3 separate regions of the Mus musculus genome follow, and regions 1 and 2 are each linked to region 3. Evidence: chromatin loops called from intact Hi-C (ENCODE). Cell type or tissue: left cerebral cortex. All regions are shown on one strand.

Region 1 (2,500 bases), 81 kb after region 3:
AAAAGACAGTTAGATAAGATAAGACTGTCAATTAAAAAAGAAAAAAAGTTCCGTACTAGTGAGATCAGCGACCAAGGAAAGAAGCAGGTTCCACTTTGAGAGTTTGAACCCTGGACACACATTCTAGAAAGTGGGTCAGGGAGATGGTTTCCTTCATGAAAGTGCTTGCTGCAGAAGCCTGGAGTTGAGTTTGGATCCCCAGAACCCTTATAAAAACCTAGCTGCACAGTTAAGAGCACTGACTGCTCTTCAGAAGGTCCTGAGTTCAAATCCCAGCAACCACATGGTGGTTCACAACCATCCGTAATGAGATCTGACGCCCTCTTCTCGTGTGTCTGAAGACAGCTACAGTGTACTGAGATATAATAATAAATAAATCTTTAAAAAAAAAAAAAAACCTGGGACGTCTCAAACCTGGGACGAATGGCTAATAAGGTGCTTATGAACCTATCAATGCTGACACTGGCTGCCAGGTTCTACCAGCATCCCTCGGTACCTACCTGTTACAGGGTATGGCTGGCATACACCTCTCCAGCCCAGGGACCGAGCTGGGCTGCCCTTCCCCCACCTACTCTCCCCTATATTACTAAGCCATTTTGGCTAAACTGATTCTTTTTGGCCCTTTTGCCCCATGGCTGCTGCTCCAGGCTTTCCTCCCTCCACCTACTCTTTTGGCCACAGGCTCAGTCTGCCAGCAAGGTCCAGGCTAGACTCTTCCAGACATCTATTCCTCTTAGGGTATCCCACGTATCTATAATAAACGTCCTCCATACTTTAGGAGCAGTCATGGCCTCCTTTTTATGTCTCTCCTTCTTTCTGCATGTAGTACACATCTATAATCCTAGTGTTTCTATAGGGAGTAGAAGGCAGAGACAGGAGACTTCCCAGAAAATTCCTGGGCTTGCTAGACAGGAGGACATAAAGAAACAATAGAGACCCTGCCCCTCACACGTCAGAAGCTGAGAGCTTACTCCCTGCAGGTTGTCCTATGACCTCCACATAGATGCCATGGTACATATGTGCACACCTTCACACACATCATGTATGCCACCCCCCACCCAAAACGCATCTATCCACACACTTAAGTCAGATCAAATTAAAATAAAGTTTCTTAAAATAGAAAAGGACCACTGCTTTTTGTGGTAGAATAAATAAAAGCACACAGGCGGCTTTGGCAGAACCGGTTGGTACCTAAGGATGCAGGTTTGATCTGTAGAGGTAGTGATGGCACACAGTGGTGTGTGCTGCTGACCAAAGGCCCCGAGGGAGCCTGGCACAGTCCACTGATAGAGAGCCTGGAAGCAAGGTAGTTAACAAAGAAAATCTTGGGGCTTTTCACAGGGAGAAAAAGGCTTTTACATTCCAGGTTCTCTGATGCTCTTGGATGCCCCTAGAGGCCAAACCAGTCTCTGCCTGCCTCTGCCACTCAGCAGCTCCTGGTATCTATCTCCTAGTCTTTCTTTCATCTAGCTTCTTCTTGGGGCACTGCCAGCTCCTCCCCCTCCAGCTTCTCTTCCCCTTCAAGCCTCTCTACCATCCCCCCCCCTCCTCCTCCTTCTCAAACCCCAGCTGTGTGCTGAAAAATCGTCTTTAGCGTCCTCTCCAACCCCCCTGCCCCAGCTCTCATGCATGTTTTATGTTGGCAGCTGAGATTGATGGCTGCCCTCTCTCCAGTTTCAGTATCTCTGAAACTGCACCCAGCCCACCCTCAGGACCCTCAGTCTTGCACGCCTCTGTGCTTTTCCTGCAAGGGCTGTGTAGGCAAGGGGATCCCAGTAGAGATGGAGCCTGGAAATTTAGCCTGGACCTTGAATAAACCCAGAGGAGTGGAAGGAGAGAAAGAAACGACAGGGAGAGGTTGCATGAAGCACTGAAGACATTAGGCGGGGCTTGGGAGTTCTGAGCCCTGAAGGAGGGGAAACCATTCTTGGGCTCCGTCTGAGAGCAGGTGAAAGGGGAGGAACTGTTGACTGGAACAGACTTCTTTATAGACCCTATTTGAGTTAACCCTTAAAGATGCAGTTTGAGAAAAGGGGGTGCATGCTCTCGGGTTAGTAAGAAATGCCTCAGTTGCTTTAAGAGTGTCCATCCTGTTGCCTTTGGAATGCAGCTCCGTACTGCACTTAGCACTTTGACTGGGACTTCCTGCTGCAGGAGTCCCCAGCTTCTCCTACCAGACCCTGCAGTGGGAGCAGGGTGTAACTGTCCAGTGGTATGTTGCCAGCCGTACTGCCAGCTACCATGTTCTCATGGGTCCACTAGCTGAAGCCAAGCTGAGGAAGAAGGAATATGGAAGGTTCCTGGGGCGAGACTACAGTGGGAAGGGGTTCTGGAGTATAGCCCAAGCCTCAAACCAGCTCCCACCCCTCCCTTCTTCATTACATTGTCTGCCTTTTGTACCGTGGCCTACCATCTACTGACGTTCCAGGATGACAAAACACTCTTCAACACACCTTGAGTGTCAGAGTCAGGGTTTACTGCTGTGAGCAGACACCATGAC
Region 2 (2,500 bases), 140 kb after region 3:
CATTTGTAGAGCAGCAGTTGAAAGAGACCAGAGATTGGGCTGGTGAGATGGCTCAGTGGGTAAGAGCACCCGACTGCTCTTCCAAAGGTCCGAAGTTCAAATCCCAGCAACCACATGGTGGCTCACAACCACCCGTAATGAGATCTGATTCCCTCTTCTGGTGTATCTGAAGACAACTACAGTGTACTTACATATAATAAATAAATAAATATTTAAAAAAAAAAAAAAAAAAAAAGAAAGAGACCAGAGACAAGCAGGAATGCCAGGCCTACAGTGTGGAGAGCTGACGGAGCAACAGGGTGTGGTGATCCCCAAAGGCCTTTTGTGCTCCTCTCCCTCCTCCAGCCTGTGCTCATCCCTCACCCCGTGCTCCATAAAATGTGTCTAAAACACCCTGGGTGTCCCCAAGAGTCCTGGATCCTACAGATCTGCTCAGGCAGTGCCTGTCCCTCCAGTGGACACACAGGAGCCATCCCTGGGCTCCCACTATCTTTTTGGTGCTCCTCAAAGACTCAGCTTGGGTGAGAACTTTCCCCTTCTAACTCCGGCTGCCTTCTGCCATTTTGGAGGTTCCAGTTTGGGGCATATTGAGAGGAAACTAAGAGACAGCTGAGGAGGCAGAGGCAGGGACAAGGCGGCTCACCTATAGATTTGTGTGTGCACACGTGTGTACCTTGGGCACCTCCATGCAGACAGTACACACCAGGAACAAGATGCCAGAGGCATGATCCTTCCATATTTTGTGACATCCCACCAAGGAAATGACTCAGCATGCCAAATTTGCTGGTTCTTTAAATCAGGAAGCAACTGGAGTGGGAGGAGGCCACCTCCTGTGACCCCAAATTCTGTGTCCCAGGTTCTGAGGGTACAGTTCTTGAGGGCAGCCTTCCTGGGGTACAGATATAGAAAGCACTCAACGTGACTGTGTCTGTCACTGGTTTCCCCTTGAGATGGTCTAATTATGAAAATCCCAGAAATACAAGGGTCTGCCCAGCTGGGGGCGAGGATGCTTCCTGTCAGTTGATACATCTTTCCTCATCTTACCCCAGCCTCTATCACTGAGGAGGCTCTCAGCTCCCTAATGCTCTTCTCTCTCCCTCTCTCTCTCCCTCTCCCTCTCCCTCTCCCTCTCCCTCTCCCTCTCCCTCTCCCTCTCCCTCTCTCTCCTGTTCATCTGTCCTCTTCCCGTTTATCCCCACAGATGAGAACGCCAACCTGGGCACAGTGATGCGGTATGAGGAGATCGGTGAGTTGAACTCTGACAGTGGGGACTTTTGGAGCCTCTTGCCTCCAGTCACCTGGGAGCAGCAAGTTCAGGAAGGGTGGAGGCTTGAGACCTGGAGTGGGTTTACAGCCAGGTCTACGGTCAGAATGTTCCTTCTGGAGTGTAAGATCATAATCTTACCTAGAGCCTATCGAACATCTCCCCATTAGACTCACTCCCCAGTAGTAGATCAGCCATCAATCTTCCCTTCACAGCCTCCCCTCCCTCATCTAAAAGAATGAAAGTCGAGCATCAGTGAGAGAGACCGTTGGTTTTGCCTACTGATACTGCAGACAAACAAGGCCGCTTCAGGTTTTTCAATGCTTTAAGGAAGAGAAGGAGGCCAGGGTTGGCTGAAAGCCACCATGTGGCTTGCCTGCAGCCTTGGCTGAAGCTAAGGTATCTATCCCACTGTCTGTGTGAGACCCTGGTGCCCAGAGTAGGTAGAAGCTGATTACAAACATCTGTTGGGGGCAGTGGGAGAGAAGGAGCTGACAGCTGGGTAAATCAACAAATCAGCAAGATGAAGCCTTCCCAGGGTTCCAGAGTGAAAGGCAGGTGGGAAACCCAAGTGCCTGCAGCTGGAAAGGCATGGCGGAGGCAGGCAGGAGTGGAGTTGGAGGCCGAAGATGATGAGGAGGGTCAAGTTGGTGGATGTCTAGAAGGAGAGGCAATTTGGTATCCAACCAGATCGGATTTAACTTCTAAAGATGTGTCAGATACCTTGTGGATACTCTTCTGAGGGAGCACTCGGGTTTGGGCTCCTGCTGTGATCTTAAGATGGCTGGTGTGTCTAAGTACCATGATAACCAGCAGATGTGATAACGTTTTGAGATGTAGTCGTGCCTGGGCTATTCCTGTTGCTTTCCTAGAACTATTTGTAAAATGTTGACAACTGGTTACTAATTGGCAGAGGCATTAGTGAGAATGGAGTGCAGTTAGCACACAGTTAGACTTCGTTGAACCAAAGCAACTCAAGAGCCTCACCTCTTATTTACCTTTTAGACTTTAACATCCTTTACACATCAGCTTGTCAGCTCTGAAGTCTCCAGGAGAGTGGGCACCTGGCTTTCTGGCCAATCGCCACAAAGCAAGCAAGTTCTGTAAGCCCAGAGGATCCAAAGGCAAAGCAGCCAGCGCTGAGTTCAAAGCTCTAAGCTCTAAGCTCTAAGCTCTGCATCCCTGCAGTCCCCTGTAGGAACTGTCACCCTGCTGCCTGTCTCAGTCCAGCAGAGC
Region 3 (2,500 bases):
CCAGTTCCCACAATGCAGAAGGAGAGAGCTGACTCTTGCAAGGAACTGTTCGTCCAAGAAGGCAATACTTGTGCTTCTGAATCAGGAATCTAATTACTGGTTCTGTAATGCATCCAAAGAGAACAGTTGTCCGGTCTTCAAACCTTTCCTTTCCCCCTATTCATTTTTCAGAGTCTTAGCCCATTCATTTACTAAACTCAAATTTTAAGGCGTTTCCCCAAACGTCTCTATATCCCATCCATCCGCAAAGACTAAAAGCTACAAAATCTATGGTATCTATCCTGCCCTGCCTCATCTCCCTGCTGCTGACTCTCTATACCCAGCAGTCCCAGGACAGGACCACCTGCCCAAGGCTGCCAACTTTCTCCTAATTCTTATTTTCCTCTTGGTTCTTTTCCTCCCAACACTCAGAGATCTCATAAAAATGTCAATTACATGGTACTCTCTGTCTAACGATTTCAATGGCCTCCTTTTGTTATTCCACTGTAAGTCAGTGACTCATAAGAACTTCCTGTCCATTATCCTAAACCCATATGATGACTGGGTGCACATTTCTCTACTACTGTTTGCCCACCTGTCCAGGACTTTTGGTTATATGGCCCTCCTTTCATGTTCACAAGCACTGGAAGCCTGTCTCCGGGTCTCTGTACCAACAACTTCTTGTCTAAATAGGCCTGCCTTAAATGTCGTCTAAGCCAGAGAGGCTTTCTCAGACTCCGTCCAATCTGCTCTGTCAGACAGTGAGTTAATTCAGTTATCATTCGGGGTCCACAGCAGCATCCAATAGAGAGTGAGCATCAAGAAGTAAGCATAGAGTGGTGACTGACTCAACTTGGACAGCTGATGTAGGAATTTCGTAATACTTAGCCTTACTAATTTCCCATTCATATCTGCCCAAACCCATAATTCAACCCACACAAAGGACCAACATTAGCAGAAGGGCTTTCTTAGTAGCCACAGGTCAAGATTTGGATTCCAGTCAATAGTTTAGAATCACTAAATAAGGGAGGAGAACAAAACAAAACAAAAAATCCGAAATGAACACTATTGAAAAGAAAACCTATCATTTGTCACTTTAAATATTAAAGCTCATGAAAAAGAAAATTCATAAAATCAAACATTTTTGAAGTCGGATATGTTAGGGAATGTAGACAGGGAGAGAAAAAGTGAGTCAGGAAAACGAAATTTGACACAGAGAGAACATAGCCAGCAACCACGCTGTAAGGATGCCAGGGTACCACTCCTTTCCTTGTAGATAAAGTAAGATGCAGTGAGGTGGGGTGGAGAGGGTAGAAACAATAGGGTCAGGAACCAAGACCAGTGACGCAAAAGAAGCTAGAGAGGAAGTAGGACTAAGCAGAGCCAAAGGGAGAGCAATACAAAAGCAGCCTTGGATCGAGCCGGAGTGGCAAGCGTTAAAGGGAGGCGGGGAGTGACGCGGTTTGCGTCTAGAGCGGCTCCTTGGAGTCCACAGCATCCACCGCCGGAGCCTCGCCTTCCTTTCTCCGTCTGCAGACATATCGAGACACAAAAAGAGGCAACCCCTGGATCAGTGCGAGAGACCTCATCCCATCATGACCGAGACCACAAAGACCCACGTTATCCTGCTGGCCTGCGGCAGCTTCAATCCCATCACTAAAGGGCACATTCAGATGTTCGGTGAGTCCTCCCGCCCACCCCGGAGGCTGCTTCCGCTGCTCTACTCTCGCCAATATCAGGGCTTTCCAAGGCGATTGAGCAGGAAGGCGTGCGCCCCTCCGGAGGGGTGCGCCGGCTGATCAGGCTGGTGCCAGGTCAGCCCCAACTATCCCCGCTAGCACGAGCCGACGCAAACTGCGTTTTTTCCAGGCTTCTCTAGCGTGGGGCCAGATCGCCTCGCCGAGGGCCAGGGATGGGGGAGGTGCGGGGCTGGGGGGTGAGTGTCCTCTGGGGTGGGGTGGGGGCGCCTGGTTAGAGCCCTGGAGTGCGGTGGTTTGAGTACTTGGCGGGCAAGGGTGGGGATAGGGGCAGAGGTTGGGGTGCGAAGAAGGAAGGAGAAGGGCTGAAGATAACGTGCTGTTTGTTTAGGATGGGCAGAAAGCTCGAAGGAGTTAAATGTGCCTCGGAGACACAAACACTCGCACACGACACACCAGTGGCAGGGACTGGGGCTTCAAGGAGACTAATACTGGGCTTGGCTGGCGGTTCCAGGAGGCTCAACGGACAATGTTTGGAGATTGTAGCTTTGGTGGCCCAGAGCGGTGGATGTTGGCTAATGGAGAGGGAAGGGTACCACTGCCCCGCCGAGGTTTGGCTCCGGCTGCCTTGGAAAGGGGAGGGGGCGGGGCGACTGCTTCGGGAGGTGGTCCACGAGCCGGCGAGATGGATCCCGGCCCAAGTTGGCCAAGGTTCTGCCCAAGGCGGCGATGACAACCGGCATCCTTGCGGTGTGAGTGTGAAGATGGATATTTGAATGTGCGTGAGAGCTCGTGTGTGGGGTAGGGACGTGTCTTCACGAGTT

The links. Peaks named below come from ENCODE experiments on the same cell type or tissue, not always from the same donor. Only the 100,000 strongest peaks of a DNase experiment are listed, where the experiment ranks them.
Region 1: a loop joins it to region 3, with 2.6 times the contacts of the local background. A loop is called at or near these places in 2 of 42 quality-filtered maps.
Region 2: it touches region 3 in a loop (2.6-fold over the local background); 2 of 42 quality-filtered maps call a loop at or near these places.

What each region holds. Positions count from the first base shown.
Region 1 is chr1:153,034,267-153,036,766 of GRCm38, forward strand. All of the region lies in intron 1 of Nmnat2 (nicotinamide nucleotide adenylyltransferase 2), which reads left to right. Among named protein-coding and RNA genes, the nearest start is that of Nmnat2, 80 kb to the left of the region's middle. In left cerebral cortex, a CTCF peak has its summit at 1,393; DNase peaks (open chromatin) are centred at 1,422 and 1,751.
Region 2 is chr1:153,089,296-153,091,795 of GRCm38, forward strand. Nmnat2 (nicotinamide nucleotide adenylyltransferase 2) reads left to right here. Exons shown (of 11, transcript NM_175460.3): 7 at 1,202-1,246. Among named protein-coding and RNA genes, the nearest start is that of Lamc2, 96 kb to the right of the region's middle. In left cerebral cortex, a CTCF peak has its summit at 1,003; no DNase peak of the experiment used is centred here.
Region 3 is chr1:152,953,535-152,956,034 of GRCm38, forward strand. It overlaps Nmnat2 (nicotinamide nucleotide adenylyltransferase 2), which reads left to right and starts at 1,567. Exons shown (of 11, transcript NM_175460.3): 1 at 1,567-1,659. The coding sequence starts at 1,575. In left cerebral cortex, no CTCF peak of the experiment used is centred here; DNase peaks (open chromatin) are centred at 1,448 and 2,379; H3K4me3 peaks cover 1,470 bases; H3K27ac peaks cover 1,402 bases.